2 separate regions of the Homo sapiens genome follow, and region 2 is linked to region 1. A link is an interaction called in ENCODE POLR2A ChIA-PET data of the cell type or tissue named here. Cell type or tissue: GM12878. All regions are shown on one strand. Each heading gives the region's core, and the rest is flanking DNA. Links, peaks and the distances in the headings are about the cores only. Region 1 overlaps SMIM14 (small integral membrane protein 14). Region 2 overlaps PDS5A (PDS5 cohesin associated factor A).

Region 1 (5,384 bases), core at 127-5,126:
TAAATTTTAATTTTAAAAAGGCACACATACATAACTACAAGAAGATGACTGGGATACATATAGAATATAAGTCCAAGAAACCATGAAGGAAAGGACCAATAATTTTAACAACCAAAACCAATAAAAGTTTCTATAAAACCAAAAATACACCATAAAATGAAAATACAACAAACTTGAAAAACCATGTGCAATATCAGGGCTAGTTTCCTTAATTTACAGAGAACTCTGAAAAAATCAGTATGAAAATGGCAACCTAGAAGAAAAGTGAGCGAAGATTACATTCACAGGAAAATACAGAACCAATAAGCAAATAAAAAATGGAAGTGTAAATCAAAACAATCTTATACCTATCAGGAGATTGGTAAAATTAATTCATCCAGCCAGACACGGTGGCTCACGCCTATAATCCCAGCACTTTGGGAGGCCAAGGCAGGCAGATCACCTGAGGTCAGGAGTTCGAGACCAGCCTGGCCAACATGGCCAAACCCCGTCTCTACTAAAAATACAAAAATTAGCTGGGCATGGTGGCAGGTACCCGTAATCCCAGCTACTCAGGAGGCTGAGGCAGGAGAATTGCTTGAACTCGGGGGGTGGAGGTTGCAGTGACCCAAGATAGCACTAATTCACTCCAGCCTGAGCAACCGAGCAAGACTCCATCTCAAAAAAAAAAAAAAAACAATTAGCCAGGAATGGTGGTATGCACCTGTAATCCTAGCTACTCAGGAGGCTGACACAGGAGAATCGCTTGAACCCAGGAGGTGGAGGTTATAGTGAGCCGAGATTGCCCAGCCTGGGCAACAGAGCAAGACTCCATCTAAAAATAATAATAATAATTCATCCTGGTTAATTTGAATATTCATATTCAAACAAGTATGCAAAATTTCTGTACAGCATGTTTACTGGAATACTGTAACAGCAAAGAAAAAAGTAATGCAAAGTATTTATCAGTGTTGTTCCAATTAAATGATACAATGAGTACATGAGATCCTATACAGCTGTTAGAAAGAATAAGGTAGATTTCTACATGGTGATTTGGTGAACCAACCAACATATATTGAGATGAAATCAAGCTGTAAACAGGGCAAACCTTTCCATCTAATATCCTTCTAGATCTGCTTGCCTGAGCTAAGGGGAGAAGGGGAGGTGAGAATTGGAAAGGGAGATGGAGATGCGGCCTGAGCTGGAGAGGCTCACTTTCCAGAAGGTAAGCAACACCATATGCAAACTCTACTTCACAGTTTTGTCTGAGGCCACTCTGTCAACACCTTTAAAAAAAAAAAAGGGTGATTAGCTTTCACATTAGAGAACTGATTGTACATATGCAACACAGAAAACTCTGAAAGTAAATATAACCTACCCTTATATGTAAAGTTCACCAGTAAATTCCTGTTTCTCAACTGTCTTTTCTTTTTTTGTTTTTTCTTTCTTTAGATGGAGTTGCACTCGTTACCCCAGTTGGAGTGCAATGGTGTGATCTCGGCTCACTGCAACCTCTACCTCCCAGGTTCAAGCAATTCTCCCGCCTCAGCCTCCCAAGTAGCTGGGATTACACACATGCGCTATGCTGGTCTGGATATAAGCAAGTGTTAACTACAGATACTGGTCCATCCTTCCTTAGTCCCGATGTATATCCCCCCAGGTCAATACTGTGTTGGTTAAAATGAAATACTAGTCCATCCTTCCTTACTCCTGACGTGTATCCCCCCAGGCCAATACTGTGTTGGTTAAAATGAAAAGATATTTTACTAAGATTTTCTTATTTTTTAAAAATTTGAGACAGGGTCTCACTGTGTCACCAAGGCTGGAGTGCAGTGGCACAATCATGGCTCACTGCAGCCTCGACTTGCCAGGCTCCAGCAATCCTTCCACTTCAGCTTCCCCAGTAGCTGGGACTGCAGGCACCTGCCATCATGCCTGGCTAATTTTTGTATTTTTGGTAGAGACGAGGTTTTGCCATTTGCCCAGGTTGGTCCTGAACTCTTGAGGTTAAGAACTCCACCTGCCTTGGCCTCCCAAAGTGCTGGGATTATTGGCATGAACCAACAAGCATGGCCTTTTACTAAGATTTTTATAAAAGAAATTAAATACAGAAATGACCACCTCTGTAGCCTCTGAACACAGAAATTTAAGAAAGCACAAGCACATTGGCTTTTATAAAGAAAGGGAGACTTGTTTTTATCAATGTATTATCCATCAAAATTGTAAAACATGGCTATTTTAAAATCTCTTTTTAATTCATTAAATCAACAAAATCAGACTCCACCACCACCCCTAAAAAAAACAGAGCTTCTGGAGGGCAGAAATCTTAGTCATCATCATCTCTGAACACCACCTATATTGCTTAGCCACAGCACTCATAGAATAAATATTTACTGAATTCTTGACAATGTTTATTTTCTCTACATCTATATGTGCCAGGAACAAGTAAATCAACCAGAATTTTAAATTATACTTCAGTCTTAATTAGCCTCCAGTAAAATGAGAAAGTATATTTATAAATAGGACATTCCTCAATAGTGCTACACTTCTGTGGAACTTTCTTCCTGTACACTTGAGCTGTTTTAAGTACTACTCCGTTTTCAGTTAACAGTTTCCATTTTAAAATCACTGGGGGTTTTTTTGAAAATAGAATGAACACAGTTCTCTTTTGGTGAGGACCCAAGAACAAGTGTCAACACAAACCAGCAGCTAGGCACTAGAAGAAAAAAACTTAACCAGTCCCACCGCACATTTAAATCCCTTGGTCTCCAGAGACATTAAGAAGCTGCTCTATCCTAGGCAAGACAGAACAGTTTTACTGAATCAGAATTTTAGTACATCTGCCTCAATGAGGTCTTTGATAGAAAGTAATTTAAAACAAAGTTTCATCTTGTATGTTTCATTGACTTGTTCATCTCCCCGATATATATCGCTAATGTTAGAGAACAATGCTAATACCAAAGTCACGGGGGGCTTGATCCTTGAGGACAAGCAGCTTCAAGACTTGTTTCTCAAAAATGTGCAACAGGTCACAAAGGTCTAAGTCATGAAAACATAAATAGTTTACTAACAAAATTCAAAATAGCCAGGCACGGTGGGCTCATGCTTGTAATCTCAGCATTTTGGGAGGCCGAGGTGGGTAGATCACCTGAGGTTAGGAGTTTGAGACCAGTGTGGCCAATATGGTGTGAAACCCAGTCTCTACTAAAAATACAAAAATTTGCTGGGCATGGTGGTGCACGGCTGTAATCCCAGCTGCTTGGGAGGCTGAAGCAGAATTGCTTGAACCTGGGAGGGTTGTAGTGAGCCGAGATGGCACCATTGCACTCCAGCCTGGGCAACAAGAGCGAAACTCCATTACAAAAAAAAAAAAAAAAAAGAAAATTCAAAATAATCGAGGAGCAGTAAGGGAAGCAAACATAGGCATAGATGAAATAAAACGGACAATAAGTTGATAATTATTGAAGTTGGGTTATAGGTTCTGGGGAGTTCCTATGCTACTTTTTTTTTTTTTGAGACAGAGTTTTGTTCTTGTTGCCCAAGGTGGAGTGCAGTGGCACAATCTCGGCTCCCTGCAACCTCCACCTCCCAGGTTCAAGCGATTCTCCTGCCTCAGCTCCAGAGTAGCTGGGATTACAGGTGTGTGCCACCACGCCCGGCTAATTTTCTGTATTTTTAGTAGAGATGGAGTTCCACCATGTTGGGTAGGCTGGTCTTGAACTCTCAACCTCAGGTGATCTGCCTGCCTCAACCTCCCAAAGTGCTGGGATTACAGGCGTAAACCACTGCACCCGGCCCCTATGCTACTTTTTAAAAATATTTTTATATTTCCATAATAGTCATTTAATTTATATGTCAGCATTTTCCCATTTTTGTGATAGCAATCTGACTCCAGGTATATATTAAGCAACATGGTTTATAAGTGACTTTCTATGTAGCATTAAGGGCAAAATAAACAAACATGTCTGAAGCTCTCAAACAATTCTTAGCACAGAAAAGCAGTGAAAGAACATGAATGTTGGGAAGGCAAAAAGCAATTCCCCTTATTCTGCAGGTCCAGGTCATTTTCTCTCCTCTACAACTAATACAACCTTTCCTGGTAGGGATTGGCAGTAATAACTCAGTTGAGTCATACTGTTGCTATATGTGGTGAGGGAATTTTCCAGTGCTGTTAACCAATTTATCATTGCTGTTAGAACCTTAAACACTCCAGCTCATGCAAGTCTCTAAGAGACAGAGGGAGTTAAAATAGCCGATAGAGTCTCTAAAATGTTTTTTTTTTAATTTATTTATAGAGACAGGGTCTTGCTGTGTTGCCCAGGCTGATCTTGAACTCCTGGGCTCAAGTGATCCTCCCACCTTGGCCTCCCGAAGTGTTGGGATTACAGGCGTGAGCCACGACCTCCGGCCCGAATGTAAGATATTAATATTAAGGGAAGCGGGGTGAGGAGTATACTGTAACTTTGTATTACCTTTGCAACTTTTCTGTAAGTCTAAATTTATCCCAAAATAAAAATATTTACTTAAAAAATGTCAAGTCCAAAAGAACTTTAAAAAATAAATAAATGAATGGGGGGATTTTTAGGGCAGTGAAACAATTCTGTATACTACTACAGTGGTAGATACATGTCATTATACATTTGTCAAACCCCATAGGATGTACAATACCAAGAGTGAACCCTAATGTAAACTATGGACTTTAGGTAACAATGACTTTTCAATGTTAGGTTCGTTGACTATATAACAAAGTTTAACACTCTGGTGTCGGATAGTAGGGAAGCTATGCATGTGTGGGGGCAGGGGATATATGAGAACTCTATACTTTCTTCTCAATTTTCCTGTGAACCTAAAACTGCTCTAAAAAAATGATATTTTAAAAAAATAAACTAAAAAACTGGATGTGGATCAATGAAACAAGACTGGCCAGGAGTTAAAGACCATTGAAACTGGATCATGGGTAACTGAAAACTGTTGAGCCTACTTTTGTGTATATTTTTTAAACCTATAATAAAAAGTGTTTTTACAAAGCTTGTATCCTTAAGAATTATATTTCTATCACTCTGTCCTAAGGGACTGTCTGAATTGTGGATTACTGAAAATTTAAAAAACTATAAAGAACCCAAATGTTAGTAATTAAAGCTATGGTACATTCAAGCAATGAAACATACTATGTAGTAACATGGTATAGCTAGCAAAACTGGCCTCTTGCTAATAGTATCTCTATAGTAGATTTGGCTTATTCTGCTAGGCTATTCCACTGAAAACAAGGAAGGGACATCCCTGAAAAGGGTTAAATATTCCCAATTTTGTTGTTGTTGTTGTTATTTTTGAGGCTGAGACTCACTCTGTCACCCAGGCTGGAGTGCAGTGTCGCCATCTTGGCTCACTGCAACCTCCACCTCCTG
Region 2 (5,384 bases), core at 254-5,253, 330 kb after region 1:
AACCCCGTTTCTACAAAAAAAAAAAAAAAAAAAATACAAAAAATACAAAAATTAGCCAGATGTGGTGGTGCGCACTTGTAATCCCAGCAACTCGGGGGGCTGAGGCATAAGAATTGCTTGAACCTGGGAGGCGGCGGTTGCAGTGAGCCGAGATCGTATCACTGCACTCCAGCCTGGGCAACAAAGCGAACCGTATCAAAAACAAACAAACAACAACAACAACAAAAAGATCCATTCTACCAGACCTAAACCATTTAACAAGCACATACTACAAAATACACTATTAGTCGGCCGGGTGTGGTGGCTCATGCCTGTAATCTCAGCACTTCAGGAGGCCGAGGCAGGTGGATCACGAGGTCAGGAGATTGAAACCATCCTGGCTAACACAGTGAAACCCCATCTCTACTAAAAAAACAAAAAAATTAGCGGGGCGTGGTGGCGGGCACCTGTAGTCCCAGCTACTCAGGAGGCTGAGGCAAGAGAATGGCGTGAACCCAGGAAGGCGGAGCTTGCAGTGAGCCGAGATCACACCACTGCAGTCCAGCCTGGGAAACAGAGTGAGACTCCGTCTCAAAAAAAAAAAAAAAAAAAAATACACTATTAATCATTATGGAAGGTTTCTAATGTAGGTAAGAAATGGTTTACTCCATTTATTTCCGCCTTCAAGATAACCCACAAACACGATTCTTAAAAATTACCTGGATACTGACTGTAACAGAACAATCATAATAGAAGTTATTTTTAGCCTCAAGGGGAATTCATAAGGTCCTAAAACATTATGAGTGGCCTTAAAGGCTGAGAGTGTGGCGGGGCACAGTGGCTCACACCTGTAATCCCAGCACTCCGGGAGGCCGAGGTGGGCGGATACCTGAGGTCAGGAGTTTCACACCAGCCTGACCAACATGGAGAAAGCCCGTCTCTACTAAAAATACAAAAACTTAGCCAGGCTTGGTGGTGCATGCCTGTAATACCAGCTACTCGGGAGGCTGAGGTAGGAGAATCGCTTGAACCTGGGAGGCGGAGGTTGCAGTGAGCCAAGATCACACCACTACACTCCAGCCCGGGCAACAACGGCGAAACTCCATCTCAAAAAAAAAAAAAAAAACAAAAAGCTGAGAGTTTGATACATGCATGGCGGGTTCAAAGGCTTTGAGACTTGGTTTTAACATAACCTCAGATGCTCTCTAATCTTTGGGTATTTGTAAGATGGAAGAATAAAACGAGTGAAGACGATATGATACAAACAAATCATTCTATATTTTGACCCTCACATAATAAATCCTCTATTCTTTTTTTCTTTACAGCTCAAACTGTTTCCATTTTATTTTCTTTACAAATTCTTAATTCTTAAAGCCTATTTGTTTATAGGAACCACTTGCAATAGTACTAATAGCTGCTAACATGTATTGTGTTCCTGCTATGCGTCAGGTACATTTCAAATAATTTGAATACACTATTAACTTATGTAATACAATGATATCTATGAGAAGCATTATTATTAATACCCCCGTTTAACAGATGAGGAAACAGGCCAAATAAGTTGTCCAAGGGCATAAAAATCTAAATGCAGGCGGCCGGGTGCAGTGGCTCACACCTGTAATCCCAGCACTTTGGAAGGCCAAGGTGGGCGGATCATGAGGTCAGGAGATCGAGACCATCCTGGCTAACATGGTGAAACCCCCGTCTCTACTAAAAATACAAAAAATTAGCCAGGCGTGGTGGCAGGCGCCTATAGTTCCAGCTACTAGGGAGGCTGAGGCAGGAGAATGGCATGAACCCGGGAAGTGGAGCTTGCAGTGAGCAGAGATCACGCCATTGCACTCCAGCCTGGGCGACAGAGCGAGACTGCCTCAAAAAAAAAAAAAAAAAAAAAAATTAAATGCAGGCAATGTAGCTAGTCACTCACTGCTTAGTACTCTTACCTATATGTTACATATAGTATAGTAGGAGGAATGCTTCCCCAAATGACTACTGAAATACACACATTATACTATAAAAACTGTACTGTATTAGTTATAACTACTAAGTGATTATGTTCCCAGGCAAACTCAAAAAGCCTACTTTGTCACAATTTAGTTAGATGAAGACTACAGTAGAAAATTTAGATGGGAGCATCTAGCAACTTAATAGATCTCTTAATCCATTAACTGAATGTCAAGTACTCTGGCTTTCCTTTTCCTTCATAAAGGTAAATCGTTTGCCTTATGCTTAAAATGATCAAACATTATGTAAGGTGTTTTTGCTCAAAAATAAAATAAAACACAGCAGTTTTTCTAAGGTTAAACGGATTAAGAGTTGAAAGAAAAAAAAGCAGGACAGGCGCAGTGGCTCACGCCTGTAATCCTAGCACTTTGGGAGGCCGTGGAGGGAGGGGGGGATCACTTGAGGTCAGGAGTTCGAGACCAGCCTGGCCAACAAGGCGAAACCTCGTCTCTACTAAAAACACAAAAATTAGCTGGGCATGGTGGCAGGTGTCTGTAATCCCATATACTTGGGAGGTTGAGGCAGGAGAATCGCTTGAACCCAGGAGGCAGAGGTTACAGTGAGCTGAGATCACATCACTGCACTCAAACCTGGGTGATGGAGTGAGACTTCATCTCAATAAAAAAAAAAAAAGAAAGAAAAAAAAAGGAAAGGAAAAGAGATTCAAGCAGACAAGCGTACATATGTGGGAAAAAGGCAGATGGAATTAATTATGGCAGGAGCAGTGAGAGTTTAGAGGAAAATCAACAGTAAGTATAGGGAAATTCCCCTACAGGCACGATGAGAAACGGGTGGTGGGAAAAAGCAGACAGTGGCAGAGAAGCAGAAGTGGGCATCGCCTTCCTATATCAGTTGCCAAAAATATTACCACCCAGAAGAACATGATGGCAGCTAGAGAAAGGGAAACAAAAAGCTGGTTCTTTGAAAACATCAACAAAACTGACGACTTTTCAGCTAGACTGACCAAGAAAAAAAGACCAAATTACTACATTCAGAATGAAAATAGACATGTTACTAATTACCTTACAGAAATAAAACCCATTGGCCAGGCGTGGTGGCTCATGCCTGTAATCCCAGAACTTTGGGAGGCCAAGACAAGCGGATCACTTGAGGTCAGGAGTTCGAGACCAGCCTGGGCAATATGGTGAAACCCTGTCTCTACTAAAAATACAAAAAATCAGTCAGGCGTGGCGGGCACCTGTAATCCTAGCTACTTGGGAGGCTGAGGCAGGAGAATCGCTTCAACCCAGGAGGTGTGGATTGCAGTGAGCCAAGATTGCACCACTGCACTCCAGCCTGGGCGTTGCAGCAAGACTTGTGTCTTGGGAAAAAGAGAAATAAATAAAACTGATCATAAAGGACTACTATAGGCTGGAAGTGGTGGCTCACATCTGTAAAACCAGCACTGTGAGGGGATGAGGTGAGGGGAATTACTTCAGGCCCATGAGTTCGAGATCAGCCTGGGCAACACAGGAAGACCCTATCTCTATTGAGAAAAAAAAATTAATTAAAATATGTTTTTTAAAAATCCTATTTCTATACACTTGGAATGAATAATCTGACAAAGAAATTAAACAAACATGACCAGGCATGGTGGTTCACGCCTGTAATCCCAGCAATTTGGGAGGGTGATGCTGGCGGACCACTTGAGGTCAAGAGCTCAAGACCAGCCTAGCTAACATTGTGAAACCCCATCTCTACTAAAAATACAAAAAATTAGCCTGGGATGGTGGCATGTGCCTGTACTCCCAGCTACTCAGGAGACTGAGGCAGATAACTTGAACCGGGAGGCGGAGGCTGCAGTGAGCCAAGATCATGCCACTGCACTCCAGTCTGGGTGAGAGAGAGACTGTCTGAAAGGGGGGAAAAAAAAGAGAGAGGAAACATGAAATAAACATGAGGGAGTAAACCTGCTTTCTAACAGTAGTGTCCAATCCTTTGGCTTCCCTGGGCCACACTGGAAGAAGAATTGTCTTGGACCACACATAAAGTACACTAACACTAATGATAGCTAATAACCTTAAAACAAACAAAAAAAATTGCACAATAGTCTCATAATGTTTTAAGAAAGTTTATGAATGTGTGTTGGGCCACATTCAAAGCCATCCTGGGTCACATGTGACCCACGGGCTGTGAGTTGGACCAAGCTTGTTTATAAGAACCCACTTTTTGGGTAACTAATCCAGTCCCAGAAGAGTGAGAACTCACTCTCACAAGATGGCATTATCTATTCATGAGGGACTGGCCCCATGATGGAACACCTCCCAGTAGGCCCCAATTCCCAACACTGCTGCAATGAGAACCAAACTTCAACATAAGTTTTGGTGAGGACAAACCTTATCCAAATAATGGCAATGTCCACACAAAAATTTGCACATAAGCCAGGAATGGTGGCTCACTCCCATGATCTTAGCAATTTGGAAAGACAAGGAGGGAGGATGCCTTGAGACAAGGAATGCAAGACTAGCCTGGGCAACAACTGCAAGACCCCATTTCTACTAAAGATTTAAAAATTAGCTGGGTATGGTAGCACGTACCAGTAGTCTCAGCTACTTGAAAGACTGAGGCAGCAGGATTCCTTAAGCTCAGGAGGTAGGCAACACAGCAAGATATCCCGTCTCAAAAAAAAAAAAAAAAAAAGAAAGAAAGAAAAAGAAAAGAGAAATTTGCACAAGAATGTTTATAGCAGCATTATTCACAATAGCCAAAAGGTGAATCAAACCTTTTTTTTTTTTTTTTTTTTTTTGAGATGGAGTCTTGCTCTGTCACCCAGGCTGGAGTGCAATGGTGCGACCTCGGCTCACTGCATTACTGCAACCTCCGCCTCCCGGGTTCAAGCAATTCTCTGCCTCAGCCTCCCGAGTAGCTGGGTTTATAGGCGCCTACCACCAGGCCCTGCTAATTTTTGTATTTTTAGTAGAGATGGGGTTTTACCATCTTGGCCAGGCTGGTCTTGAACTGCTGACCTCATGATCCACCTGCCTCGGCCTCCCAAAGTGCTGGGATTACACGTGTGAGCTACCACGCCTGGATTTTTTTTTTTTTTTTTTTTAAAGACCGAGTCTCACTCTGCTGCCCAGGCTGGAGTGCAGTGGTGCCATCTCAGCTCACTGCAACCTCTGCCTCCTGGCTTCAAGCAATTTTCCTGCCTCAGCCTCCTGAGTAGCTGGGATTAAAGGCATGTGCCACCATGCCCGGATAATTTTTCTATTTTTAGTTGAGATGGCATTTCACCATGTTGGCCAGGCTGGTCTTGAATTCTTGACCTCAGATTATCTGCCCACCTTGGCCTCCCAAAGTTCTGGAATTAGAGGTGTGAGCCACTGAGCCCAGCCCAACCCCATTTATTATCAACTAACAAACGGATAAACAAAATTTGGTACACCTATACACTACAGTAT

Evidence for each region. Peaks named below come from ENCODE experiments on the same cell type or tissue, not always from the same donor. Only the 100,000 strongest peaks of a DNase experiment are listed, where the experiment ranks them.
Region 2: POLR2A ChIA-PET joins it to region 1 with 7 read pairs; 5 of 35 experiments call an interaction of 5 or more read pairs at or near these places.

What each region holds. Positions count from the first base shown.
Region 1 is chr4:39,610,846-39,616,229 of GRCh38, forward strand. All of the region lies in intron 1 of SMIM14 (small integral membrane protein 14), which reads right to left. Among named protein-coding and RNA genes, the nearest start is that of SMIM14, 25 kb to the right of the region's middle. RefSeq lists an enhancer at 3,080-3,129. In GM12878, for the core only: no CTCF peak of the experiment used is centred there; a DNase peak (open chromatin) is centred at 2,716; H3K4me3 peaks cover 1,113 bases; H3K27ac peaks cover 4,350 bases.
Region 2 is chr4:39,943,607-39,948,990 of GRCh38, forward strand. All of the region lies in intron 2 of PDS5A (PDS5 cohesin associated factor A), which reads right to left. Among named protein-coding and RNA genes, the nearest start is that of PDS5A, 32 kb to the right of the region's middle. In GM12878, for the core only: no CTCF peak of the experiment used is centred there; a DNase peak (open chromatin) is centred at 2,855; H3K4me3 peaks cover 776 bases; H3K27ac peaks cover 2,418 bases.